Regions from separate parts of the Homo sapiens genome. Here region 2 is linked to region 1. Evidence: chromatin loops called from intact Hi-C (ENCODE). Cell type or tissue: sigmoid colon. All regions are shown on one strand. Links, peaks and the distances in the headings refer to the core of each region. The heading gives the core; the rest is flanking DNA. Region 1 overlaps ADCY2 (adenylate cyclase 2). Region 2 overlaps ADCY2 (adenylate cyclase 2).

Evidence for each region. Hi-C counts contacts between places; a loop is a spot of excess contacts. Peaks named below come from ENCODE experiments on the same cell type or tissue, not always from the same donor. Only the 100,000 strongest peaks of a DNase experiment are listed, where the experiment ranks them.
Region 2: a loop joins it to region 1, with 3 times the contacts of the local background. A loop is called at or near these places in 1 of 110 quality-filtered maps.

Annotation. Positions count from the first base shown.
Region 1 is chr5:7,675,831-7,691,014 of GRCh38, reverse strand. ADCY2 (adenylate cyclase 2) reads right to left here. Exons shown (of 25, transcript NM_020546.3): 5 at 176-324. Among named protein-coding and RNA genes, the nearest start is that of CFAP90, 170 kb to the left of the region's middle. RefSeq lists a silencer at 7,329-7,515. In sigmoid colon, for the core only: no CTCF peak of the experiment used is centred there; a DNase peak (open chromatin) is centred at 8,434.
Region 2 is chr5:7,568,600-7,583,783 of GRCh38, reverse strand. The region is part of intron 3 of ADCY2 (adenylate cyclase 2); the gene reads right to left. Among named protein-coding and RNA genes, the nearest start is that of ADCY2, 180 kb to the right of the region's middle. In sigmoid colon, for the core only: no CTCF peak of the experiment used is centred there; a DNase peak (open chromatin) is centred at 7,573.

The DNA.
Region 1 (15,184 bases), core at 6,891-10,890:
GGCCCTGAGAGGCAGGAACAGGTGAGTGGGATGGCAGAATCTGTGTGATTATTTCCCCTGCAAAGGATCCACTGTCACAAAGGAGAGATGGTGATATGAGGTGTGAGATCCCAGGCAAAATGTCTCCAGTCAGGCAGACTCCCAGACCAGCCAAGGAGCAAGCATAGCGTCGTACCTCACGTTTGTATGCCGCTTCACATACAGGTTGTGGAAGTTATTTGTGTTCTCCATCTGGCCCGCCTTGGGGCCCTGCAGCCTCTGGATGATCTCCGCTTTCATCTCCATGGCGATGTGGGCCGGCAGCAGGGAGAGCAGAAGCCGCTCCTGGACAAGGTGGGGAAGGAGGAACAAATGTCTCTCAGACACCTCGGGGGATGACCAAATAACATTGGAGATCCTCACTGATTTGTAGGAAGGCCAGTTTGGGAATTCTTTCCTGGAAGCTAAAATACAGATTCTAGAAATATATATTGGGAATAAAAAGAGATTTTCTAAGGTCGGACTGTATCATTATATTATTTATTATTTATTGCATTCTAAGTGTGTGTTCTTCAGTATGAAGAATAAAGGGATGCAAAGTTATTTCCCCAAAGATTTTTAAATCTATTTTGATTTTAAAGTAGCAAAGCAGAAACAATATTAAAATTTCAGAAATCACTGGTCAGTCTAAGATAGAGAACACTCATTTTTGCCTGCATGTTCATTTCTGAGCTAAAATACTAGCTTTATTGCACTTAAGAAAGACAGCTGATATTCCACCTATTCCACATTTCTTAAATAAGATATATACTTCCAAAGATTTCGTTTCCTCTATAAGCACCTAATCCTCTTTAGAAATTCTAAGCTATTATAAAAATGGAGTCAGAAATGTTAGCTTCTGTAAAATGTCATCCATAAGAAACTACAGGTGGAACACAAGGAAATGATAACATATGAGCTTTTTGAGTACTTTTGGTCTTTATATTCAGTAAGTCCAGGAAACAATAAATATTAGTAAACAATATTGTACTCATTTTAACATAAACTTATTCTAGTTAGAGTGGCATTTTCTCATTCTCCTCAATGAAAATACACAATAGTTTTTGGAGGAAAAGTCTAACAGAAGGGTAATCTTCAGGACATATATCCATCCTGGAGAATTTTAATGTTAATCCATTTTAGAAAGCATCATATTCTTTAGCTATTGTAGAGTTTAGCAACTGATATTCAATGTTGATAAACAAATATTTGTTCAATGAAACACTTTATCTATCACATCTTTATCTATCACATTGTCTGTCTTTCTCTTTTTCTTTTTTTGGCAAGCTGATGAGGGATTAGGGGAGGAGGGGAAGCTCGGATTTGCTTCCAGGTTCACAGGGTCAGGTGTCTATCTCTTTGTCTACTCCTAGTGCACATCGCTTTGGTGGCTGTTGGAAACTTCTGCTGAGAGAGCTGAGGGTGGGTTAGGAGTACATTCTGATGATCCTTTCTCCCCGCTCATCCCTCCATGGAAAGACAAGGGCAAAGGCAACAGAAAACACAGTATGTGCTCATAGGGGAAGCTCAGTGTATAGAAGCTAGTTTCTCCATGTACTGGCATAACTGAGCATTGATCATTTGTTCATTCATTCATTCGCTTATTCATTTATTCAGAAAGTATCAATCTTTGAGCAATAAATGCCATGCCCTTTGAAAAGCACTAATGGTAAATTAAAGAAGGCTGCAGAGACTGCTCTGCTTCAGTTGCCCTTTTGTTTCCCAAGAGTCAGGCATTAAGCTTCCTCCAAACACCAGCCTGTCCATCTAGTCTCGTCTGACAGCAAGTGCACTGTGTGTTGAAGTCTTGGTTATGAATGATATGATACCAGAGACCCTGTCGCATTCTTCTTTGATTTACCATTAGCGCTTTTGAAAGGGCATGGCCTGATCCCGCTCTCGTCTCAGAACCCACTTGAAAAAACCAGGGGGTTTGTTCTAAGTTAATGTGCTTCTATTGCTAGCTTTCATCATCTTTATATAAAGAACTACTCCATCATCTACCCACATTTGGCTACTAATCCCCAAAACGCATAAACTTGCCACTTGTCTTCAATTTCTCTATGCTTTGGCCTCTGTGACTCATGAAATGGTTAGACCTTTGGGAAACTCTAAAGGTAATCAAACTCGTGATGTGCCCATGGAAGTGTTTAGCAGATAGAAGTTGCCCTGTAAGTTTAGGGATTGAGTTCTGCTAGTACTGCCTCCACTGAATTCCATTTCTGCAGGTCCTGAGCGTACACTACAGTGAGGCACCCTGTGGGTGGTCACTTCCTATTCTTTCTGTTTATTGATTAATAGATGGAATAATTGGGTGTGAGGCCAAAATATTACATACAAAGTATGTAATATCCAAAGTCTATTCATACCAATAGAGGAAAGCTGGTGAGGAAAGTGTGAAATTTCCATCCACAAACATCAAAGACCTGGTCAGGCACGGTAGCTGATACCTGTAGTCCCAGCACTTTGGGAGGCTGATGCGGGCAGATCACCTGAGGTCGGGAGTTTGAGACCAGCCTGGCCAACATGGTGAAACCCCATCTCTACTAAAAATAAAAAAAATTAGCTGGGCATGGTGGCAGGCACCTGTAGTCCCAGCTACTTGGGAGGCTGAGGCAGGAGAATCACTTGAATCTGGGAGGCAGAGGTTGCAGTGAGCCGAGACTGTGCTACTGCATTCCAGCCTGGGCAACAGAGTGAGACTCTGTCTCAAAAAAAAAAACAACAAAAAAAATCAGGAGATCTCTCTGGTCATATCCTCAGACATGAACAGAGGAGTCCCTGATGGGAGAAGGGAGGCATGTGGCTTTGAGGTTTCCCATTGAATCTGTCATAATCAAAGCAAGTACATGTTGAAAACAAATGTTAACTTCTAAAGCAGTGATAAGGAATATTAACAGGTAGACTATAAATAATTACGGGTCTGGATCTAGGCTATCTATTTGGAAATCCCAGTAGCATCTGTTCATCTACAGAGATGTCTTAAGATTGGCTTGATTAGATTAAAACCCATTTTGTACTCTTTCTGATGGGTGATGAGTCAAAGGCTGAGACAAGATGAAATGCACCAAGCCACAGGTGCTCAGTGTACATAACTCTCCATTAGCAGAGCTTATGATGATAACCTGTGTGTAGGTGGATTCAATACCATCTTCCATTGAATTTAAAACAATCAGTCAACTTTCCCAGTGTTTACATGAGTTTCTAGCTATGCTTCTTATAGCTGAGGCTGTCAATATCCTACTCATATTCCCTTCTTCCTTGCTTGGGGGTCACTGTAGATTGTTCCTTCCTGAATGTATGCTTTCCTGTGTGTCCGCTAATGAAGAGGTAGCTGATGAATAAATACTCCAGCTTTTGCAACAACATCCCTCAGTGAGAAATCGGTCGGCACATTGCTCAGAGAGTCCCAGGCAAGATTGAGCCCTGCTTCCACCATCAGCCCCTTTCATGAGCTAACTTCCCTCTTTGGAGGGAGCGGACCTCATGGTCCCACGCCCTCACCCTGCTAAAGAGAACCACTTCCCAACTAAATTACTGTAACCAGACCCTTGTCTTAGGATCTGCTTGTGGTAAACCTAACAGACTTTTCCAAGCATTGTCTCTCCTCCTCCTATATTCTGTAATAAGATTATGCTAAACCCCAAATCACACAGAGCCGGTCCTTCCTGAAAGATACAGATTCTAGGATCAAAAAAAGAGAATCAAATATAGTAATCCTTTTCCACACTCAGAGCCTCATTTAACAACCAAATGTAAGTTAAAATCTTTATTTTAGACCCAAATGTAGAAGGATGACTGACTTTTAATAGGTGGTTTAAAAAATATAGAAAGTAAACTTCATATGTTGTACAAAACAAGAATTTTTTCTTTTGTTGGAACTGCTAAAGAATCCATGTGAATTTAAGCTGAAATGAAGACGTTGGTAACTGCCACCCAGCCTAATAAAAGAACTCAAGCCTTCCCCCATCATTCAACACTGGCACCACTGGTGGATGGTAGATAGCACTGCACCTGGTGACAGCTCAGGGTCCATGCTTTGAGTGTGCATATGCCCTCTAGGTGATCACAGTGCTGGGCAATTGAATGAGTTTCCAAAAAAAGCCTGAGCTCAAAAGTGGTGAAGCAAGACTCCTTCTTTTAAATTTAAAATGTTCTGATCTGAAGGAAAAGCCCACTATTATGGCATCCATGATAAATTTCAGCCCAATTTGTAAAATCTGACAATGTTAATAATTCCATTAATATTTTAGCATTTTGCAAATGTAGCTGTGTGCCCTGCCAAATTATCTGAAAGCAACACACACACTTAAGTGCTTAATATACTGGGTATAACTTAGCTACATTATTTTCCCAAGTTTGTTGGAGAAATTCCTTAAGGATACTTTTGAAAAATTAAGTTGTCATTAAACTGATGGATGCACACTGGTTATTACTTCTTTCTCTTTCTAGTAAAGCTCATGCAACTACTGAGAATCTGTCTAATTTTGGCATATTCAAAGGTTATCTGATTAATAACTTGCCCTTGATTTGGGGGTTCCATTTAACACATCCCTTTGTTAAACCTCCAATTATTATTCATTAGCAATACATTTTTCTTAGAACTTGTTCTTTTAAATTATGTCTGATATAAGAGATACAGAGTTAATTTAGTAAATTTCAATGTACTAGTGATCAAAGTTCAGAACAATCTGAGCTCTGAAGTGTTTCTAAACTAATGAAGCAAGGCAGACATTGTAGCTACATTTTATGTCTTTTTTTAGACTATTTCAATTGGTAGGAAAATCCAATTGAAGCAAAGAAGACTTGTACTTAAATTTTAAGCTAAGATATAGAAATACATACTATACCCTGTTCCTTCAATAAACCATGCATGTAATAGATACTTAAAGCTCCTTTACTTTCCAAACGGGAGGATAACAATGAAACACTCCTTTCATATGAATCTTTAAGTTTTTCTTTTGTAATTCTTATTTTAAAGGCAATTTCAATTACATCAGGATGCTAAATCAATGGGATAAACAGAAAGGATGTTGTAAGTTTTTCTCCTTCTAAAAGAAAGTAGCTAACAGAGTGGACAAACACCAGATCCCTAAGCAGCCATTGGGCCACCTGTGGCTCCTTCACCCATGTACTTAGGAAACAGAAATCATTTCATAACGTCCTCCAGTATTAAAAAGCTAGTTGTCCATCAACACAAAATGTTGCCTATGCTGCACCTCCCCCAGCTCCTATCACGCATCTTCCTTTGCAGCAGGCTCCACGTCTCCAAGTCTCAGACAATAACAGTCCTCCTCCAGCCTCAGCCTTCATCACCCTGTTCTCCCAACAACTGCTACTGTTGCTGTTTCCCATTACAAAATTCAGCTTTTTCTTAGGTCCCTCAGTAGAATTTTTGCTTCATATCAATCAGTTAAAACTCTTACTCTTACTATTTGAAAGATCTTGCTTTATCTTTCTCTGACTTTTACAAAAAAAATTGGTCATCATATTCACATGGGATGGAGAATAGAAGGCATCGCAGTAGAAATGGCTCTGAAGTAGGAGAAGATGGGATTCCACCCTTTCTCTGCCACCTCAACCAAATCGGTCAGCCTTTGGTGCCCAGCTTGGTCATCTGGACAATAGGTCTGTTGGGCTAAGGAGTTGAAGGCCTCCATGTCCATGTAAGAGCACAGCTCTTCAAAGAACCATGGGAGGCCCTTTCTAGAACTTACTTTCCACCGTCCTAGAGATGACTACATCCTGCTGCACCCAAGTGCCCAACCACTAGCACCACGCAGAGGAAAGAACCCAAGGGATCAAATTCCCACACGGTGGCGAAGACTGCAAGTCCAGATGGCCTGAGGGCAAGGAGACTCCAAGTGGGATCCAGAACTAGCACCCAGGGAGGAGGCTGAGTCTGGGTCGTATGTTCCTTGCAGTGTCTCTGACTTGTGGGAGGAGGATGAAGAAGGGCTGAGATTACTGAGGAGCGACTTTAAAGGCCAGTGTTTTCATATCTGTGTGCAGAGGGAAAGTCAGCCTGCTTCTTTCACAGCCTAGGAAACTGGAATGTTTTGTGCATATTAAAGTCACTAGGCACTTCAGCAAATCAGGTGACCCTTTTATAAGACAGCAAGTGCTTTCCTTGCATGCATATCTTATTTTCTCACTTAACAAACCCTGGTCACATATAATATCATTTAGATTTAAACATGTTTTGACAAAAAAAAAAAAAAGGCACAACAGACATAGATGTGGCTCCAAGGGAGTGAAGCCAGGTGGTCGTCACCTGCGAGTTGAGACTGGATGGAACTCGTCTTCCAGCTTCACAGCCAGCTCTTTCCATCCAGCTGGATTTGCAGGTTCAAGGAGATGACCAGAACATTTTTAGAGAGTACATTGTTAAAAGATGCTGGAAAGAATGAAATTATCACTCACATGCGATGACTCTTCAGTTAGCAGTTAGAGAAGAAAGTGCTAATCAAGTCAAATTATAAAGTATGCCTTCAGTCACTGATGACAGTAAATTGGTATTTCTAAACCGGAACTGTTTATCATCAACAGTCAATTCAATTCTCTAAAATAGAGCCTCTAGGGAAATGAGAATCACTCAAAAGGTGGAAAAATATTCAATCCTTGGATAAGAGTCTATGGAGGTCATCAGATGAGAGCTGCAGCTGTGCTCCCTGGAATAGGCACAGGGCACCTTGTGGCACACCAGCACCCAAGTCAGCCCTGCAGGCTGGTGCACCTGCAAAGCCTGAGCAAGCATAGATCAGCACCAGTGTGAGAAAATCACCCAAAGGGGAATCTCATCCTGCAAACATGACCGCCACACTCACACACCATAAAGTGAAAAAGCAAAATGCTCCACAGGGGAGCCAAGTCTGATTTGACTTGCCTCTCAAAGAGTATCCATGCATAGGTAAGCAATGCCATCCAGTCTGACAGGGGCAATGCCAGTAGAGGCACGCTGGGGAGAGAATGGGTGAAGACAGACCATGCTCCTGGGCACTGGCCAAAAACCCTCAACATAAGGTACAGAAGGCCAGCCAGGTGGTGGCGCCAGCCTTTGGATTTCTTCTGAGGAGGAGGACAAAGTGGAGATGCTGATAATATCATTGACAGAAGGAGATAAGAAGAAGAAGGAAAAAGTGGTAGCACATTGGTATCGATTTGATGAAAGGTCCCAAGGAGCAAAACAGAATATTTTTTTATGTTCAAATGCAACCCCTCAGAGCAACTCTATGCTACAGATGACAGATACATGATGCAGTTATGTACATGCTACACTTGCAATGGACTGGACTATCGTTCTGAAATGTGTTGACTCTCCCTCCCATGCCCCCCTGGGAGGCAATGTACCTTGGTAGGACCAGTGACATGTAAGCAGCAGTGATATGTGCTCCTTCTAACAAAAGCCTTAAGAGCCACTGTGGGCCTCATCATGCTTTCCTTTCCCTCCTCTTTGGGACCAGCAGTGTCACAGATAGTGACTTTGAGCCTGGGTCCCATTCATGGTGCAAAGTGGCAGTCCCCCTACAGTGGACAAATACAAGTGAGAAACCACTATTGTTCAGCCACTTTGATTTGGGAGCCATTTTTATCACCGCTTACCCTAGCTATTGCGACAGATGCAAATTCATGCAAGTATGTGCACACCAACCTATGTCCTCCGTCCCTGAATGCTTAGGATTTTCTCAGCTGCTCTGACGTGGGGAGAGGTCACTCATTCACTCACGTGGTGTGCCCACAAGCTGCAGCTTCAGGGTAAAAGCTCTGGAAAGCCCCTCTGTGAAGTGCTGATTCTTCTCCCTCACGTAGAGTAAGAGGAGGTTGAGCCTTGGCAAGGCCATTCCACCTGTGAGGAGTCTTCAGGGCAGGGACCTCATGACTTTGAAGCCCACACTGGTAACCCCCACTTGTCTGCCTTGCAGTCCATGGAAAAAAAGGCTGAGAATGTGGTCGTTTCAGTGGTGTCAGAATTACACAGAGCAGGAATGATCCCACCGAGTACAGGGACAACTTTGTACTAATGTGCATTTCTTCCTCCAAAATAAAAACCAGAGGTCATGTCTCTAAAAGATTTTCTCTAACTAGAAGCTGGAGTCATGATAATTCACTCATTCTACTTCGTGGCAGATGTTATCCTACATGCAAATTATTGTTGTCTATATTCTCCAAAGTTTTAATTCTCATTGGATGCAAAAGTAATGGGGATTAATCAGCCAGTCCGGTTCCCATCCTTAAGAATGCTGGCAGCATAGCATTACCATCCTAAACTCAGGGAGGCAATGAGGCTCCTCTGAAAAGCATAAGAAAAGGAACACTATGATCTGTCCAGAGGGGCACAGACTCCAGCTCCCTCCCTGATGATGCTGAAACTGTGGGCTCACTTCCCTTCATCCTTGAGAATCAGCCCCTCCCAGATTCAGTCTTGAAGAGAAACAGAGCTTGGATGACAGGCTCCTCCCACATTCATGGTTCTCTTTTGGAGTAGGCTGTGCTGCCAAGCTTAGACGCTCGAATTTATAAAACCATCATGAGTATAAGAGAAGCTTGAAGGGGTGAGAATGAGCAACAGAAGGGGGCAAAGCCATGGGAGGGGAGACCAGACCCTGAAATAGCTCTGCTAACTTTCACCTTAAAGGGGGTCTATAAACTCATGTTTGCAGCATTCAAGGTTGTTGACTGAAAAAACGGGTCTCTTCTTTTGCACGGAAATGCACCCTCTCCTATTATTCCCAGGCGATTTTAGAACTGCTCTACTTGCATGCAGACAGTGTGCTCTTAATTCAATATTCTTTCTTCCACTCAACAAATATTTATCAACCACTTCCCATATATCAGTTCCAGGTCTAAACAATTTCTAAGTATTGTCTTGCTTAATTCTCTCAGCACTTAATGTTGTAGATATTATTATTTCTCCCATTTCTATGAAGAAGAAATTGGAGACCAAATAGGTTGCATGGCTTGCTAAACAATCCAAAGTAAGGAGGTGGAGGAGTTGGGATTAGAACCAGTGGGAGGAAAGTAGTTAGTGGTTAATTGCTCTTAAGCAGTTTGCTAAACTTTACCCAGGAAAAAGGGACAATACATAAATAGGTGCAAGAATAAATAATGTAGCTCCAGCTGGGGACAGGAGAGCAATCGTTCCATAGTGAAGTGTCTTAGGGCATGACTGATTTTCTTTTATTTCAGTGGGGACAATGGCCCCCCTTTTTTTAAATGGTTTTGAAGTCAGAGATTTGAACCCCAAAGCAAAACTGCTCTTGGGGCGAGTACCACAAGTATCCCACACTGTCGGCAAACTCCCAATCTCTCCCCACCAAGCCAAGCCCAATCCAGGCTGGAAGCACCCCTGGGTGAGAGTTGGTGCCCAGAGCAAAATTGTAGCCAATATCAGAAGGCTTCCTTTGAAAATATTGTCAACTGGGGAGATTTCCGGAAAAAACTGCACTGCATTTCTCTCTTGAACACATGACTGAATCCTGAAGCGGTCACATACATTTTCTGCTGTGAATGCTTGGGAAGGTGAGCCTAGGACACTCTCGCACTGAGGCAGATGTCCACACCTCTGCATATTTGTTCTGATAAATTAAGTGCTCCATGCCAGCTCCCACAGAAAAGCCTCCAAAGATACAACCCAGGAGATAACAGCCTTTAAATATTGTGCCTGTCTTCAAACACTAATTGTCCCTGTGGGCACTGATGTAGTTGATACCAAGAGATGTACCCATCATTTCTGCATAACAACTTTTCAGGAAAGAATAATAAGTGAAGAAAGAAAGGCTGCAGAACTGTTCTAATTCTCACTCTGCTCATGAAACAATGTCCTGAGCTTCTTCAGATAAGGATTAAAGATGCAAAAGGCAACTGCAGGGAAGTCATCACATCAGAAAGCGGAAAGCCTGTCACGATCCTGGAATTTTATTAAATGTAACTCAATGACTGCAGCTCAAACTCAAAAATAAAGGTGTTCTTCTGCTGTAGCTTGCTTGGCTATCAATTTTCTACACATACATATCCTATTTCTGTACCTATGTTGCTGGCACATGGTATTTTTTAAGCTTTCTCTTTGTCTTTAGAAAATGCATTTTAGTAATTAGAATGCAGATTTTCTTTCAGGGACTCCTCCTTCTAAGCTTCACCAATAGCTTTGTCTTTGGAGGAAATCACATCAAATATTAGCTAAAAACAGGCTGTCATGTGTCCCACTACCTGACAAAAATAAACCATGGCTTAGAGCTTACAGAATTTAAGAAATCAATCATGTAATGCATTTCCTTGCAAGTTACATAGGATGAAAACTCAAGTTTACTTTATATATGTAATGCATTGAGAAATCTTGATTGGGTGTGTTTTCTCACTCGCTTATTGAATCTGAGTAAGTTCTTAAGACTAGCCAAAACTTTAAGTCCAGAGGAAGGCAACTGGCAGCCTGTGGACTGAGCCTGGTCAGTCAGATGTACTCTGATTAGCTTGCAGAGTGCATAGTTATGTGTACATGTTTAAAGAATTTGAACCCCTTCAGATAGGTCATGCACTGTACAGCTTACCACAGCCCTTGCCATTCCTTAATGACTTGCAAGTTCACTGCACACATTTACCACATCTGCCTATACTCTAAACCATGGTTTCTCACCCTCAGCGCTATCAGCATTTTGAGCGACATGGCTCTTTGCTGTGGGGGGCTGACGTGCAAACTGCAGGATATTTAGCAGCATCTGTCCAGTAGACTGAGACATAGACTAGACTTTAGTACCCTTTACCCACCAGAGGTCAGCAAGACCCCCAACCCCTTTTATGACAATCCAGACTGCTCACAAACATTGACAACTGTTTCCTGGGGGGTAACAGTCTCCCTCTGGTTGAGAAACATTCCTCTAAATATAAGACTTCTCCTCTGGACTTTTAACCTAACTAATTTCCCCTATACTCTTCCCCTTCATTTACCTCTGTTCCTCTCCACCTTGGACTCTGTGGCCCATCACTTTCACTGTTGTCTTGCCCCTGTCATTCCAGAATGGCACCTCTCCAGGACATCACTAGGATGTACACCATCACTTCTCACATGCCATTGGCTATACCGAGCACTAAGGGATGCAGTGACATATCTCTATTCTGGGTGAGACGTACCCAGCCACAGAGATCATCTTACAACAGAGGAAGAAGAAGAGAACAAGTACTGGGAGACAATCCATTGGTCTCTGTCACATGCAGAGAACTCAAATGCAGCTGTTTGCAAATGGAAACTGTCACCTTCCCTCCAAAAGCTGTCCCTCCGTTTATAATCTTAGCGTAGTCAATATCTGCCCATGTGCCCAGCTGCCCATGCAGAAACCTGCTTTCATACCTGACTGTTCTTTCCTTCTTACCAGTCCACATCCAGTGAAGCAGGCTCCTGCCATTCACACTTCAGAACCTGCCCCTTCCTCAACCTACTGCTCTGCCCAGTTCTCAGCAACCTCTGTCACCTAGAGAATCACCTCCTAACTGGCTTCTCTCCTCCTGTCCTCCTTTTCCCTCACCTTCTCTTCTGCAGTGGGGGTCTTTCTAAAATGGGAAGCAGTCAAATAAGCTCAGCTCCAGCTCTGAAGTCTTCTAACACGTTGGACAAGGCCAAAGCCCTTCAGTATATTACAAGATATGATATACCCCAGGCATCCCACCTTCTTTATTTCTTCCTCCTCCTTTCTTTGACCCTGCAGCCTCAGACCCGCACTGGAGCACGCTCCCCCGGGACCTGGATGGCTGGTTCCATCACGTCATTTCCACCCAGTCCTTTGCTAAGGCTATCCCCACCAATTCTCCAGACAAACTTTCAACCACCTCCTCCCTAAGGATGCCCTCCCCACCCACAGCTAGGCTAGGTGCTGTGTGCTGTGTTAGCTGTCAACATTCACTTTGCTAATGGCTCCTGAACTCTGCCAAAGTCACCTGTTTGCTTCAAGCGTAGGTGTTAGTGAGCCCAGACTGTGCCTTCTTCAATATTTTGTTCCCAGTACAGAACACAGAGGCCATTGCCTGGCATAGGAAGACAAACAATAAACATTTGTTGGATGGATACAGGAGTGAATGCATGATTGTGTGACCGAATGCCTCATTACACTTTGAATAAGATTTCACTGAGGAACTCATTAAATAATCTGATTTTTCAATGACAGAAGCCAGGAGAACATTCTGGCCTCAGCTCTGTCACTCTTTAAGTGGACAATGGGTAAATTACATAACCTCTTGACCTTTCGCCTGAGAAATGATGAGGTATATTACTGCTGTCTCTTTCAGTTCTAGGTGTCTCCCATTCAACAAGGTGTCAGGAGGAAATGGTAAGACATCCTTGAGGGTGACAGCAGAAAAGTAAATACACTTTGAATTCTATTTTTGGTTACTGTTGAACACCTATGTGTCTTCTCCATTAGAAGAACTGATTGGAAGATGTATATAAATATATATGTATATGTTATGTATATTATGTGTGTGTGTACATCTCTCTCTTTCAATTTTATCACAATATGCATTATTGATATGCATGCATAGATTTCCAGGGGAACTGCAGAGAAGGAAGAGTACTTTAATTCTTTCCAATGTGTTTCTCAAAGGTCTTCTGATATCTGATCTTTCTAGGGCTGATGAAGCAACATTCTCCTTTCTGTTATTCTGTAGGTACAAGTCCAAGCGCTCATGTTAATCACATCGTTGAACGCTACTCCTGTGGCTGACTCCAGCTACACGCCATGACAGAAGACATGTGGCCCAGAATTGAGTGTGGAAGAGCCAAAAAGGGAATGAATAACTTATAAACTGCAGCCCTGCCAAAGTGAAAAGAAGGCAAGTTTTCTGCCAGGAAGCAGAAATCAAGATCAGCATGGAAATGGAAGTCATGGCTAATGAGAAAATGCTATATTACATTAAAAAATATTTATTGATTAATTTGAATAAGTACATTAGCATAAACAAACTCAGGAATTCTCAACTTTGTCATGCCAACAAAAATATTTATCAAACAGTAAACAGATGCTTAAGAGTACTAAATTGACATGTATAAAGCTGAGTCTGGTAAAATATTAAATCTTATGCAGAGATTTCTAAGGAAAATAATGTGTTATTCTCACCAGCTATGCACCCACGCTGACTTGAGCTCAAGCCTGGCTTGGTTTAGGAAGCATTAATATTTCAATCATCTATTGCTGCAAAACAAATCACCCCAAAACTAGTGGTTTGGAACAACAATGATGGATTTTCTTCTCCTGATTCAGTGGGCTGGGTGGCTAGGTACTGGGTCCTCCTGGTTTTGCTGTCAACAATCCCATGATTGTGCTCGGCTGGAAGGTGGGCTGACCCTACAAGCTGGCCCCAGTGACATGTCTTTCTGGCCATTGCTGCTGGCCATGGGCTGGGACTTTGGGTCTTCTCCATGTGGAGACTCATTCTCTGCCAGGTTGGACTGGCTTCCCTAATGGTGTTCTCAGGGCAGCAGTCCCAGGAAATGAGAGAGGATCTTCAAGAACTTATAAGGCCAGGACTCCAGAATTCACAGTCACTACCCTATTTCCTGTTAGTCAACGTAAGTCCCAAGCCCTCCCAGATTCAATCGTGGAGAGGAACCGTTCATGTTTTCCATCTGCCACAGCTTGGATGACAGGCTCCTCCCACATTAATGGTTCCAAAGGCTTGGTGGAACCAAGGGTTAAGTAATTTCTTTTTTTTTGTTTGTTTGTTTTTGTTTTTTCTAGATGGAGTTTCTCTTTTGTTGCTCAGGCTGGAGTGCAGTGGCGTGATCTCGGCTCACTGCAACCTCCACCTCCTGCGTTCAAGCGATTCTCCTGCCTCAGCCTCCCGAGTAGCTGAGATTACAGGCCCGTGCCACCAAGTCCTGCTAACTTTTTGTATTTTTAGTAGAGATGAGGTTTCACCATGTTGGCCAGTCTGGTCTCGAACTCCTGACCTCAGGTGATCCGCCTGCCTCGGCCTCCCAAAGCGCAGGGATTACAGGTGTGAGCCACCGCACCCGGCTGGGTTAAAGAATTTCTACAGTGAATCTGGGGGCTCAGGTCCTCTCCATAAGGGGCCCTGAGAGCAGGCAATACAGAAACTCCAACTTCAAGTCCAGTTTCAGCTACCTAAATTCCAGTTTGAATTTCTGTGAATTCACCTTGTGTCCAGTTCTATATTCAATATATTTCTCTTCTGTTCATTCTTGTCCAAACGTATGGCCAAGGCTGGACTGAAACTCCACAGGATAAGACACAGAAGGATTGGTCCTTCTAGGAGGACATAGGGTGAATACGCAAATTATTATCACTCAGCTCACACTGTGGCTTCTACCTCAAATTAACATTTGGCAAATAATTCTTAGAAATGCCTTAAAACAAACAAGACAGACAATGGAAATGAAGCAGCTGTCTACAAATGCAGTGACTCACTTTCAGTTTATTTTAAGACTGTTGTAGACGTAAATCCATATGAATTATCTCAGAAAGTATTTTTTTTTTAATTCATGTTGATGTTTTGTCAAGAAAATTAAAGTAAACAAAAATTAGACAGGTTTGAGAAGATTTAATAAACAATTTTGAACAAAGAAAGAAGGAAATTAATGAAATGACATTTAGGTATGTTTCATGATTCATCCTTTAGTGATCCATTGAAATATCTGGGACTGTTCTGTTCTCTATTTAGTGACTATCTATTTAGTGATTTTACTTAAATACTTTTTTGCTAGCTGATAAAAGCACACCATACCACTACCCGTAGCAAGATGTTCTTTGCATATGATATAAGCAATTATGACAGAGCAGAAGATCCTTAAATGTTCAAAACTCTCAATTCAGTAGATGAATCTCAGGCTTTTTATGCAACTTGGATTCAAAACTGAAACTCACATCAAATGTCTGATCCTCACTCATCATTTACCCAATACTGCAAAGCTACAGAATAGAGTATCTTGTTTTAAAGTAACACATCTGAAAAGTAAAACAGAAGTATTTATTAACTTTCAAAGTGATTATTTCAAAAACATCATATAATAAATACTTGAATTCACAAATGTTCTCCTGTAGCTAAATGTTCTTTATCGGGAAAACTATACACTCGCTAGTCTTAACTTGCTAATATCATCAACATAATACCAACGATATCAATTACCTAGTAAACTCATTGGAGTCCTCTACTACTGCTAAAA
Region 2 (15,184 bases), core at 5,570-9,569, 110 kb after region 1:
GTCACATTTTTATTTCTCTTGGGTACATACCTAGAAGTTGAATTGCTAGGTCACAGAGCAGGTGTGATTCATTTTGAAAGAAATTGCCAGATCTTTTCCCCAAATGGCTATACCATTTTGCACATCTACCATCAATGTACAAAAGGTCCAGTTATCCGATAACTTTGACAATAACTGGTGTTGTCATTCTTTTAAATTGAGTCATTTTGATATATGGGTAGTGTTATCTCATTCTGGTTTCAATTTGCATTTCCCTGATGAGTGCTGAATTTGAGTCCCTTTTTATGGGTTTATGGGACATTGATCTATTGGTGGATCCTTATGCTAGGACCACTGTATCCTGAATAGCAAAGCTAACCAAAGTTAAATACTTTAACTTTGTTCTACTTTTACAAGATCACTGTGATTACCCTAAGTCCTTTGTATTTCAATATAAATATTATAATCAGTTTATAAATTTCCACAAATAGACTGTTGAGCTTACCATTAAGATTGATTCACTATGTACAATAATCTTGAGAAAATTTTCATCCTAATATGTTTGAGGTTTCCAATTCATGAGTAAAGTATACTGTTCTGTCAACTTTGGTCTTTTTAAATACATCTTAAATGTGTAATTTTAAATGTAGAGATCTAATTTGTCTTTTCTTAAATTCATTATTAGATATTATAATTTTTGAAAAAAACTGTAAAGGAAATTAGATTTTTACTTTTATTTTACATTTTTTCCTACCAGTATATAAAACACAACTGATTTTTGTACATTGACATTGTATTCTTCAACCTTGCTACACTTGCATATTAATTCTACTAGTTGCTTAATCAAATTCTTAGAATTTTCTATGTATATAACTGATCTATGAAAAAGACAGTTTTACTTGTTCCTTTCTATGTTTTATGCCATTTTCTTTCTGGCCTCTCTTCATTTGCATGCCCTGCAGTAAATATTAAATAGAAGTTCCTTGTTCCAGACTTTAGAGGAAAAGTGTTTAATATTTGACCATTGAGTAAAATGTTAGTTTTATTTTTCTCATATATGCCCTTTTTCAGTTTAAAATTTCTACTTTCTCTTCTAAACTACTGAGTGTTTTAATCACATAGGAGGGTTAAATTTTGCCATGTAATTCTCCCATTTATTGTAATATTCACATAGAGTTTCTCCTTTGTTCTGTGAATGTGTTAAACTATTCTTAGGATAAACTTAATATGGTCAAAATATATTATTCTTTGTATATATTGGTGGATTTTATTTGCTAAGATTTTAGTAAGAATTTTGTGTATAAATTCATCTGGAATATGGGTCAGTCATTTTCTTTTCTACGATCTTTGTTAGGTTTTAGTATCTCGGTTATTCTGGCCTCATAAAATGAGTCGACAAGAGTTCTTTCCTTTTTAATTTTTGAAATGGCTTGTGTAAGATTGGTGTTATTTTGTTCTCTAAGTATCACTGGTTCATCTTAAGAGGATTTGTCTCTTACTCTTTTTCATTTTAACAGTTGTTTTCAGGTAATTATCTATTTGTGGATCCTTATGCTTTTAAGGATTATTTTAAGCCCATACATGTTCACGACTGTTATGTCCTCCTAATGAATGCAGAATGATATTATTGTAAAATGTCTGATAATAATCTGTCCTGAAACCTACTCTAAATAATGTTAACCTAGCCACTCCAACCTTACAGTGCCTGTTTGCCTACTTATCTTTTGCTGCCTTTTATCTTTAACCCGTGTCTTTATACTAAAAGTGCATCTCATGCAAACAACATATAACTTGGTCTTGCTTTTTACCTATTTTGAAAATATCATCTTTTAGTCAGTGTTTCTAGTCCACTCACATTCAACATAATTATTCACATGGTTAGATTTAGGGCTAATATTTTACTAGTTATTTTATGTTCATCCTACATGTTTTACATTCCTCTTTTTCTTTTCTTTTCTTTTTCTTTTTCTTTTTTTTTTTTTTTTGAGACTGAGTCTTGCTCTGTCGCCAGCCTGGAGTGCAGTGGCACAATCTCAGCTCACTGCAAGCTCCACCTCCCAGGTTCAAGTGATTCTCCTGCCTCAGCCTCCCAAGTAGCTGGGACTACAGGCATGTGCCACCAAACCCAGCGATTTTTTTTTGTATTTTTAGTAGAGATGGGGATTCACCAGGTTGGCCAGGATGGTCTTGATCTCTTGACCTCGTGATCTGCCCACTTCGGCCCCCCAAAGTGCTAGGATTACAGGTGTGAGCCACCGCACCTGGCCGTTTCTCTTTCTCTACTTTTTCCTTCTGTAACTTATTCTTTTTAACCCCATTTCAATTAATTGATTGGATTTGCAGCTATACCTCTTTGCATTACTACCCAAGTGATTGCTCTAGTGATTAAAGTTGATTTAGAATTAATATTGTACACCTAATATGAGAATCCTGGAACTCTATGTGTTCATTCCAATTCTACTATACAGTATACTCTATATATGAAATATATGTGTGTTTGTATGTGTGTACACATACACTATATACTATCCCTGTCATGTATTACAATGCAAATATTACAAATTTTTCAATATGATGTTATCATATCCATCTTAAACTTCCATATGTGTTTTTAAAATTAAGATAAAACAGGTTTTTTGTTAATATTTACAAACATTTTACAATTTCCAAAGGTTGTTCTTCTTTCCTGGCAATCCAACTTTCCATCATTTCAACTCAGTCTGAAGGAGTTCCTTTACTTTCTCATACAGTTCACGTCTGCTGGTGAATAATGCTCTTAGTTACTGTTCATTTAAAATGCCTTCATTTTGTCTTAATTCTTGAAGGATATTTTCACTTAGAGTTAGAGCTGTGGTCTAAGATGTTTGTTTTCTTTTAGCATTTTAACATTGTTATCCCACTCTGTTGTGGCTCCATTGATTCTGATGAAGTGTCAACAGTCATTCATATTGTTTCCCTTCGATCTGTCAGTTTTCTCTGGCTATCTTTGAGATTTTCTCTTGGTTTGCACCAATTTGACCATGACATGTCTGGTAGAGGTGTTCTTTGTATTTAGTTAGCCAGGCATTTACTAAACTTCTTGAATCTGTATTTTTATTTTCCCCCACATTTTGGACAAATTTAGCCATTATTTCCCCAAATATATGTTCTTCTCCATCCTCTCTCACTCCTTTTCTGTGACTCCATTACAAATATGTTAGGCTTTTTATCATATAGATTACTGAGCCTTTGCTGTCTTAAAAAAATCATTTTTCTCCCTGTTCTTCAGATTAGATAATTTCTAATGGTCCTGCTCATGTTCAATACTATTCTTCTGTCATCTCCAATATGTTGTTAATCTCACTCATTAATATATTAACATTGCAAATTTAGATTTCCAGTTCCAGAATTTTAATATGGTTCCTTCTTATAGTTTCTATTTCTCTGTTAAATTTATGTCTTATGGTTCACTGTACTTTCTTTTGCTTCCTTTTTAAAAACTTAATTATAACCACTTTATATTTTTAGAGTGATTATAATTTCTTTTTTAAAAAGTAATGTTAACTTTATTTTAGATTCAGGGCATACATGTAAAGGTTTTTGTTTTTTTACATGGGTGTATTCCAAGATGCTGAGGTTTGGGTACAGTTGATCCCATCATCACCCAGGTACTGAGCATAGTACCCATAGTTAGTTTTTAAACAGGTGTCCTCCTCCTTTCCCCTTCTAGTAGCTCCTAGGGTCTTTATTCAATGAATACCCAATGTTTAGCTCCCACTTATTACTGAGAATGTTTGTTATTTGCTTATCTGCTTCTATGTCGATTCACTTAGGATCATGGCCTCCACCTGCATCCACGTTGCTGCAAAACACATGATTTTGTTCTTGTTTATGGCTCTGTGGAATTCAATGCTGTAAATATACCACCTTTTCTTTGTCCAATCCAATGCTGGTGGCCACTTAGGTGATTCCATGTCTTTGATACTGTGGTTATAGCCACTTTAAAATTCTTGCATGCTCATTATAGATTCTGTGTAATGGTCCTATTGGTTTCCACTGATTGTCTCTTTTTTAACATGGTCATTTTTTCCTTGTTTCCTATTATTTATTTTAATTTTGAATTGTAGACTAAGCATTATGAATGACATGTTATAGAGACCTTACATTCTGTCACATTCCTCTGGAGAATATTGATTGTTTTGTTTCATTTTAGTAGGAGTCAAACTCCATATCTGGTCTCTCCCACAGCGGGCAGCAGCTGAAATCTCCATTCTGTTATTTTATCCTCTCATCCGTCCTCCTGGGATGCTGGCTGGATCATGCTTATTTCAACAGCCAGTCTCAGGTGTAGAGTTTATATGCAGTATTGGCTGTTCTCTCTCTCTCTCTCTGTCTCTGTGGATCTCTTTTTTTTAGGGTTTTCCCTCATATTTAGCTACTGTAGTGATGTTGAACTCTTTCTTCCAGTAGTATAATCCAGGGAAAACATAGATTTCCTTTTTAAAATTTTATCCATCCCAACTGGCACTGAGTGGGGTTTCCCCTAAGGCCAAAATCTATAAAAAGAGAAAGGTCATCCAGGTGCTGTTTGTCTCCTTTAAGTATTGACTCCAACGTAGCTCTGTTTCTTTTGGGCCACTTTCCAGTGCCTTCAGGTGGTTTTGTTTTATATTTTGTCCAGGATATGTATTGTTAGGTATAGAATGATTGGCTTGACGGAAGTGAAACTATATTACCCCACTGGAAAAATGAAGAGACTGAGACACAGAGAATAAATGACTTTCCTAAGACTTATCATTCCAAGATGAGATTTTTATATTTAAAGACAATGACTTTCTCAATTCAATAGGAGATATGTCTGAGTGGCTTACGTGGAGTCCATCTCTGTTTGCCCTAGTCCTAACCCAGCACGCTGTCTGGGTTCCCATTACTCAAACTAGCCAACCAGGATGGACCGTATTTGGACTCAGAGTGGCTGTGTGCCCACCATGAAAGACCTCCCACCACAGGTTTGCAAGGAACTTACTCTGTTGGGAGCATCGAGGAGCATCAGGAATGGGAGTAGGGGATGTCAGGCACCGTGGGTTGACACATTGACTGTTCAAATATGAAAACTAGAAATACAGAGGAGCCTCCTAGCTTTAAGACAGTTCCTACTTTGGAGTTAGGTAAAAGTAAGCTCCTAAAATAAGATGCCCACGATTCCAAAATATTTTATTTCTTCACAGATATCAGATAAACAAACAGAAAATTTATTGCAAAAAAACCTAAACCACCACCATAACAACAAAATGCAAAATACATCAACAAACAAAAACTTGCTAAAAAGAATAATTTCTCTTTTAAAAATACCTAGGCAGCAAATAGGAAGGTGTGAAAGATATTTCAGGGTGTGGAAACAGTGAGAATAAAGAGCTAAGTGTTTACACTGGGGGAACCTCCGTGCTGTATTTATATAACTTTCTCAATAAAAAAGCACTGGAAACACACTCAAGACTTCTGTTTCAATTTGACCACTGGCACCACATCAATGCAAAGCTGCCATTTCAGAAGGCCTCCTCTGGCTGGAATTTCTCAAAGTGCTCTCAGACATTACATGCCAAGAAGCAAAACACCAAGTCATTCACATTAAAAGCATTCTCCTTTCATGTATCTTTCAACAATGAATATTATGTTCATATAAATTTTGCAAGTTTGCACAAGATACACAGCAAGGAGCCTTCAGTCTGTTGGCTTTTATTTGAGATAGCTGGAGGGAGCTCTGTTGAAAATGTGATGTCTTTTCTGAGAACTAAGGATGCCTATGACAGACACAGGTAAGTGTGTTCCCACCAGCCCTCCTGCCTTAGCTATAACAGTTATAGGGTTAAGACGAAGCCAAGAGGTGGGAAAATCTCTTGTCCTTCTCTGCTGCCCATTTCGCTGCGTTGGTGGGCCCCATAATTTGACTTTCCTTTTACTCTTGTCAGCAATCAAACTGTAAGTGCTTTTAACCAAACATTTTTCTTTTCGCTGGTCAATGGGAGTCAAGTAACAAACTCAAAATTTCACCTTTTCTACTGTTTTAGAGGTAAACTATGGCCCTTGAATTTTGTAAGTTTTGTTGTCATTGATTTATTATTATTATTATCATTAACACTGGTAATTCTAAAAAATTAGTCTAGGGGACACGGCATACGCAGAGGGTACTTAAAATGTCATGAGACAGTCTTCTCCTAAGTTTCATCAGCTGTTCTTGGACTCATGACTGGAGCCAGGCTCACCACTTCTCCCAGCTGTTGGCTCCACCCCCAGTGCCAAATTCACTATCAACTTACTTTATTCCTTAGGTACAAATCATACACACCATTGCCTTTTAAAATACATCTCTATCCTAGCTATATGAGTATCAAAATCCCATATACATATGTAAATTGCAAATTTGATGGATAGTAAAATTGTTTTTAGTGCATTATAAATTGATCAATCCAGTTTAAAGTCCTCTGCAGACCACAGAACAGCTTCATGCACATGCTTTAAGACTATCTTACTTTTTTTGGTAATATATCTGATATGAAATTCAAATTGAAAGACTCTTTCTGATCCTGCAGTGTGAGTAAGATGTCACCTCTTTAAAAGGCTTTCCCTGTCCACCCTGGAATACTTTAACAACCACATTTCTCTGGGTAGCAGAGACTGACTAATGTTTCGAATATCCAATAGTCTATGAAAAAATAATAGAGAAACTAACAATCTTCGTATCACAAACTAAAGGAAAACAGAATCATACTCAGGGCAAATCAGGGAGGAAGGAATTGAGTATCTTGAGATGTTGGGACTGCTTAATTAAGATATACATTAAGCAATGCTATGATGTAAGAAAGTTACCTTTTCAGTAAAGATAAGTCTATTCAGGAAAACCAGACTTGCACATGTATTTTCTTTAAAATAGTCTGCCAATTTTAAATAGGTTGCTAGCTCTACTTATTAAGCAAGTTCTGTTTAATGTTTGGGGATGTGCTCAGAATACATTTCTAGTTAGGAAAGCTCTTAACAGTGGTGTTGGTGGGGAAGGGGGTGTGGGTAAAATGGTTCATTTTCCATCTTCATTTACAAGCTGTGTGACCTTTAAGCAAGTTATTTAAATTATCTGAGCCTCAGTTTCATATTCTGCAAAGAAAAAACAGCACAGTTTGGTTCATTTAAAACAAAATAATATGTTGAATAATATTGCCTTGTCTAGTGTCTGGCACACAGCAAGCACTTTCAAAGGGCCTGTTGTTATTACTTACCCAAGAGCCCTTGCAATTCTTGGATTATAATACCAGCTTTTACATAAGGTATCATGAAAAGTTGCCTTAGTTTGTATAAGCCTGTTTCACCTAAAACATCTAGCATGTCACTGTCCTGTCCATTCCAAATGCCAACCGGAAAAACACAGATGCAACAGAGAGGAATGGGAAGCATTTTCCATCTGTAATTAACGGGCCTCTGCCCGTTCACCTACTGGAGCATCTCTGGAGTGTACATGAATACACTTTCCAGCCAACCCTGTCCCTCCCCCAAGGAGTCATAAACCGAGGCTGAAGATTTAGCACAGAACCATCTGTGGCAGCCCTGTGACAGCTCTGTTACTGCCACCCGCCTCCTGGGAGGGCCTGTGTGCAGCACAGTGAGCCAGAAAGAAAACATTTTCGGCTCCGCTCCAATGGGGGCTGGGAGGAGGGAAGGCAGAGGATGCCCAAACACACAGATTTCTGGTAGAGAAGTCTGCAACCCAGAACATCATACCCAGCCAGAGCACCAATTTCAAAATATTTCAGTCTAAATAATCCTTCCTTGTTGCTTTAGAAAATAGAAAAGAAGTATCTCCAGTTGCCAAAAATACACAGACATACACACACACGCATTCACAGACAGACTTAATATTTCTTAATTACTGAAAAACAGCAATATTATGTTAGAGGTAATTCATTTTAAAGATGCAGATTTTGTTTTCTCATAAGCTTGATTATTTACACTAAATTATAGGGGTTTTTTTTAGCATTGGTGTTAGAACATTTTGTTAAGGTTGGTTGATGGTACATATTTGAATATAAAAATACAGTTTAAATTACTTTAAAAAACTGATCCATAATTGGATATGTAAGGTTTGCAGTTTTCCAAAAGCGTAAATATAAAATGAATGGCTTTATCAAAGGTATGCACAGCAAGAGAGGATCTAGGACTGTGGAATATTTAGGACCGAGGAAGTCCTAAATCTTCAGAATATTTAAAATAAGAGATAATTTTCACTTAAATCAACAAAACAAGAACAAAAAAGGAACCAATAAAAAATGAACCAATGAAAGAATGAATAAACTGCTGGCAAATGAATGCAAAAGCACTGCACTTCCAAAATTCTAAATCATCTTTATGAAACCTAAGCAATCATACATTACTGTTTCTTGAACATCTTTCTTACATTTAAATAAATTAAAATTGAGGTTTTTAAAAAACAGTTTTGTGTTTTTTTCATTATTTTAATGCACGGGAAACAGACAATCCAAAAGAAAAAAAAATCACCAATAATGTCACCACTCCAAAATAATTGATCTTATTTCAATGTGCATCCTTCCAAAGATTATATTAAAATGCAGACATTTTTCTCCTTTTTATTTTTTAATTTAAAAATTTTTTTTTATAGAGAGACACAATCTTGCTATGTTTTTCAGGCTGGTCTGAAATTCCTGGCCTCAAGTGATCCTTCGGCCTCAGCCTCCCAAAGTTCTGGGATTACAGGCATGAGTCTCCACACCCTGCCACAGACACTTTTGTTTACACAAATGGAATTGTACTACTGCTATCATTTTAAAACCTGTTTTCTTCATACAATACTATAAGAATTTTCTCATATTGTTGGTCTTCACTGTCTTTATATTATTTTATTTGGGTGTAAAAAAAAATGTGTCTAATCCACTCCCTGGTGTCAGACACCTAATTCTTTCTAATCTTTGCCATTCTAATTCAATAACCATTCTTAGAAACTAAATTTTTGCATGCATTCATTGGAACTTCTTGGATACATGATTACAGGCTTCCCTGGTGACTCAAAGGATGTCCTCCATGTGAAAAGCATTGCTATGTTTCACTAGATTCTCCTCTACATCTGGGATCTAATTTAAAGGTCAGGGGTAGTATATGAGAGAATCCACTTGTATGGGTCTCATCAACTTTAGATATTACATAGATTTGAACGCTTTGCCACTTTGCCTAAGGATGCTTTAATTTAAACATTGTAAAGAAGATATTTGCATCTGTTAGCTACGGTATTTATATGTACGTGTGACAGAGCCAGGTACTCCATGCCCATTGCCATGGGTTTGTTTTTTTTCTCTTGCCCCATTACCTTGTTGTAGGAATCTTCTGGAAACATTTCTTTAGCCATTAAGAAAATCAACCCTGGAGAAATAGGAACACTTTTACACTGTTGGTGGGACTGTAAACTAGTTCAACCATTGTGGAAGTCAGTGTGGCGATTCCTCAAGGATCTAGAACTGGAAATACCATTTGACCCAGCCATCCCATTACTGGGTATATACCCAAATGACTATAAATCATGCTGCTATAAAGACACATGCACACGTATGTTTACTGCGGCATTATTCACAATAGCAAAGACTTGGAACCAACCCAAATGTCCAACAATGATAGACTGGACTAAGAAAATGTGGCACATATACACCATGGAATACTATGCAGCCATAAAAAATGATGAGTTCATGTCCTTTGTAGGGACATGGATGAAATTGGAAATCATCATTCTCAGTAAACTATCGCAAGAACAAAAAACCAAACACCGCATATTCTCACTCATAGGTGGGAATTGAACAATGAGATCACATGGACACAGGAAGGGGAATATCACACTCTGGGGACTGTTGTGGGGTGGGGGGAGGGGGGAGGGATAGCATTGGGAGATATACCTAATGCTAGATGACGAGTTAGTGGGTGCAGTGCACCAGCATGGCACATGTATACATATGTATCTAACCTGCACAATGTGCACATGTACCCTAAAACTTAAAGTATAATAAATAAAAACAAAAACAAAAACAAAAACAAACAAAAAAAAGAGTTTAAAAGGCAACTGCACAATCTAACTCTTGCTACCCGCTCGGGACCCCTTCCACGCTGTGGAAGCTTTGTACTGTCACTCTGCTCAATAAAGCCTGCAGCTTTTTTTCTCAAAAAAAAAAAAAAAAAAAAAAAAAGAAAATCAACCCTGTATCCCAGAGGCTGCAAATGTTTTCCCAGTTTTTTATGTAACTTATATTGTTGATTAGAATAATTTTAATGTATATAAATAATCATGTAGTCACATACACATCTTTTCCCCGTGTCTATCTTTCTAGAACCATGCATCCATGCCTCTGAAATATGTGAGCACACACCCCTGACACCCACTCCAGTCACCCTCCACGGAAAACACCTTCAATCCTTCGCTCACACTTCATGTGAACATCAATTTGCATGTTTACCATGTGCTTTGTTATATCACTAATTTCAAAAGGTGAATTTTAAAGAAAACAAGCTTCACTTCAAATAAGGGCAAAACTTATATTAAACCTTATTGCATTGATTTGCTAGTGGTGTCATAACGAAGTACCACAGACTAGGTAGAATAAATCACAAAAATTTATTTTCTCACAGTTTTCAAGGCTAGAAGTCCACAATCATGGTGTAGGCAGAGTTGGTTTCTTCTAGGGCCTCTCTCCTTGGATTGTAGATGGCCGTCTTCTTCTGGTGTCTTCACATGGTCTTCCTTCTGTGTGTGTCTGTGTCCTAATTGTCTCTTCAAATGAAGATGCCAGTTATATCAGATTACAGCCCACCCTAAAGACCTTGTTTAACCTTAATTACTTCTGTAAAGACTCAATCTCCAAATATAGTCCTATTATGGGGACTAGGGGTTAGGACTTCTACATATAAACTTTGTGGGGAATAACTGGCTACTCATATGCATAAGATTGAAACTGGACCCCTTCCTTACACCATATACAAAATTAACTCAAGATGGAATAAAGACTTAAATGTATAACGCTAAACTATAAAAACCCTAGAAGACAACCTAGGCAATACCATCCAGAACATAGGCACTGGCAAAGATTTCATGATGAAGATGCCAAAAGTAATTGCAACGAAAGCAAAAATTGACAAGTGGGATCTAAGTAAACTAAAGAGCTTCTGCACACCAACAGAGTAAACAGACAACCTACAGAATGGGAGAAAATTTTTGCAAACTATGCATCTGACAAAGGTCTAATAACCAGCATCTATAAGGAACTTAAACAAATTTACAAGAAGAAAACACATTAAAAAGTGGGCAAAGGACATGAACAGACACTCCCCCAAAAGAGACATACATGTGGCCAACGATCATATGAAAAAAAGCTCAACATCACTGATCATTAAAAAAATGCAAATGAAAACCACAATGAAAAATCATCTAACACAATTCAGAATGGCTACTATTAAAAAGTCAAAAGAGTAACAGATGCTGGCAAGTTTGTGGAGAAAAAGAAACATTTATACACTGTTGACGGGAGTGTAAATTAGTTCAACCATTGTGGAAGATGATGTTCAACCAGTGTGGCAATTCCACAAATACCTGAAGATAGAAATACCATTTAACCCAGCAATCCCATTACTAGGTATATACCCACAGGAATATAAATTGTTCCATCATAAAGACACATGCAAGTGTATGTTCACTGCAGCACTATTGACAAGAGCAAAGACATGGAATCAAACTAAATGCCCGTCAATGATAGACTGGATAAAGAAAATGTGGTATATATACACCATGGAATACTATGCAGCCATAAACAAGAATAAGATCATGTCCTTTTGCAGGGACATGGATGAAGCTGGAGGCCATTATCCTTAGCAAACTAATGCAAAAACAGAAAACTGAATACTGCATGTTCTCACTTATAAGTAGGAGCTACATGATGAGAACACATGGATATACAGAGGGGAACAATAGACACTGGCGCCTATTGGAGGGTGGGAGTTGGGAGGAGGGAGAGGATCAGGAAAAATAATAGGTACTAAGCTTAACACTTGGGTGATAAAATAATTTGCACAACAAACTCCCATGACACACGTTTACCTATGTAACAAATTTGTACATATACCCATGAACTTAAAAGTAAAGGACAAACAAAATTTGAGAGGGGTGACACAATTCTGGCCATAGCAATAATTAATACAATCCTTAATACAGAAGAACAAACTATACAAAATTTTAATTCTGGGTGTGTGCATGCATGTGTTTTTGGAAGAGATTCACACTGAAATTAGCAGGCTGAGTAATGAAGATGATCCTCACCAATGTGAGTGGGTATCATCAAATCCACTGAGGGTCCAAACAGAACAGAAAGGTGGAGGAAGGGCAAATTCGTTCTCCCTTCGCTTGAGCTGAAATGTCCATCTTCTCCAGTCGTTTGACATCAGAACTCTTCCTTCTCAGGCTTTTGGACACAAACAGGACTTAACACCCTTGGCTTCCTAGTTTCCAGGCCTTTGGACCAAATTGGACCACTGGCTTTCTTGCATCTCCAGCTTGCAGATGATAGATCATGGAATTTCTCAGCCTCCATAACTGCCTGCGCCAATTCTTATAATAAATCTCTTCTGACACATATCCAGAATATATACTGCTTCTGTTTATCTGGAGAACCTATTGGCTCTGCTTCTCTAGAGAACCCTGACTAATAGATTCCATACCAAAAAAAATTCCCATAGCATATATTTACCAAAGTGTAAGTTATTGCTTCCAATTTTTATAGTAAGTCTCTAATAACATATCAGCAAAGCCTATTTCTGATAGAATCAACAATCAATGCATTAACAAGGAGAGTGTTTCTAAACCTTGCAAACCTGAAGGCCTAGGGTTTCATAATGAAAGAATATTGACAACAGCCAAGGACAGATGTCAGTGCCCTTCTATGTTACAATTTTAAACACAAATAAATAGCATCAGAGTTTTACTCCCATGAAATTAAGTTAAACCAATACAATATTTGAATTGTGATAAATTTATTGTGACTTGAAAGAAAGTTTCTAGAAGCCACATTCTTGAAGGGAGTGTGAAATTCTGTAGTGTGGAGTTCAAATATATTTAGACATCTCTTTGTGGCTGTTTTTTACTCCCAAACACAAGCATTTTTTTTTTTTTTTTTGTCCCTTGACTCCTCCTTAGCTTACATAGCTATGTATTATCTTCTTTTTTTCTGCATTTTTTCTTCATCTCATCCTCATTTCTGGTCCACTTTTAGTCACTCCTACCCATGTCCAGAGGCGACAAAACACTGCTTCACTTTCTCACGTCATACTGAATTAAGAGGGAATACCTGCTCAATGTTGCCTAGACTTACAGAAGTTTAAATTTCAGTGGTTACATGAAATGTTGAAGAAAAAAAGGTTTTTAAACTGCATTTATTACAACAAAATTATAGGATGTTAAAATATTTTAGTTGGTCCATTTAAGTTTCTCATGATGATATTTAACACACAGTTCAGCTGTTCTGGTCCAAAAGTCAAGGCACCAACCAGTGGCTTGATCTAAGATTTTCTATGTTTTCATTTTGCCCCTAGAAATATGTGACTGTCAGAATTTGTAGTCACAGCCCCTCAACAAATCCCAATTATGATCTGATTGGAAATTTAATCATTCAGGGAAAAGCTTAAGTGAAATTTTCAAGCAGAAGTCATAGGGTTACACTTATAGTGATTGTGTGACCTTAATCTAGTCATTCAGTCAATCAGTTTCCTTTTAGAAAATCAATGATACTGGTTTAAAAGATATGTAAGGTCCCTTGCACTTTCAAGATTATTAATGGTTTAATAATTAATTAATGTTTATCCATTGAAAATTCATTTTCAAACCACAATGAACTTTCCCATACACGTGTGAGTAGAAGACTGAAACAGCACAGCTAAATTAAGTTGAGATTCAATGCTCAGTAACCCCAGTTGGGTCAATTACATCAGTCTTCTTTCCTTCTCCAAAGGCAGAAAACCAATCTTTCTGTCTCTCTTAAGCCTGAGCAGTTCACCATTTCAACTATGGGCTTGGAGCTCAGGAAGTCAGAGTCATACTGAGGCCACAGTTCAGAGGAATGATTAGGCAAGAAGTTAGGCAAATGGAATATGAAAAAGTCTTGTATATTCCAACTGGCTTGGTGACCTAGGGTTGGAGGGAAATTAGGGAGCTAACTATCTGGAGTACCCTGGTAACTGAAGAACCCTAAATAAACCTCTAGGGCAGCAGCTGTGGAGTGTGTCGATGACAGGTGAATAGGCATGTTCCTCAGCAATCCTGGATCATATCCTTACATTGTTTAAAGCAATTAATTATCTCTTTAGTGCCCATAATGAAGGCCAAATTATTTTGGATGAACTATGTGTGTTTTTCATGATTTGGCCCAAGTCTTTTTCAAGCCTCAAGCACTCATCCACATCCAACAGCCAGGTCAACCCACCCTTAGCAGGTGTGAGATTCCTGAACACACCTGCATTCTTAGATCTCTCTGTTATCCAGATTCTGTCCTGCGGTATCCTCTGCTTTGGAACCATCCCCACCTGCCTTAGGTGTTGCTTAGGTGTTGAAAAGTTCTTTCTTTGGTGTCCGTAGTGCCTTGCTCACATCATGCCCTACACTGAACTGGGTTGCTCATTTCCATCTCTATCCCTCCATGAGGCCATATGGATCCTGCATGATGAGCTCTTCATCTATAGCTACTAAGTAGAATAAACCTCTTAATGCAAAATAGCTTCTGTTTCAGTAGCACATTGCAGTCTACCATAGTTGTTAGTCTATTTGACAAACAGCCCATGTACAGACACTGCAGGTTTTACTGCCCAGTTTAATTGGAAAAGATGGGAAGTCTACAGATGTTCACTTAGACTCATGCAGCTCCATGTCATCATGGCTGACAAACTGAGGAAAAAAAATGTACTTCACATGCAAGGAAAGCTACGCGGCTACAAAGAATAAGACATTTTCTAGAACAGTTGTCAGTTGAATAGAATGAAATAAAATTTCACCTTGGTTATGCACTGTGCTGTGAGGAGAGGTGGTGAATTTTTGATTTAACTAGAAAATTCTAAAGTGCCGTATTTTATCTCCAAGAAGGGGAAAATTCCAGTTCTGGTAGCAGCAGCAGCAAACAGCCTATCTGGTGTGAAACCATTGCCTTTA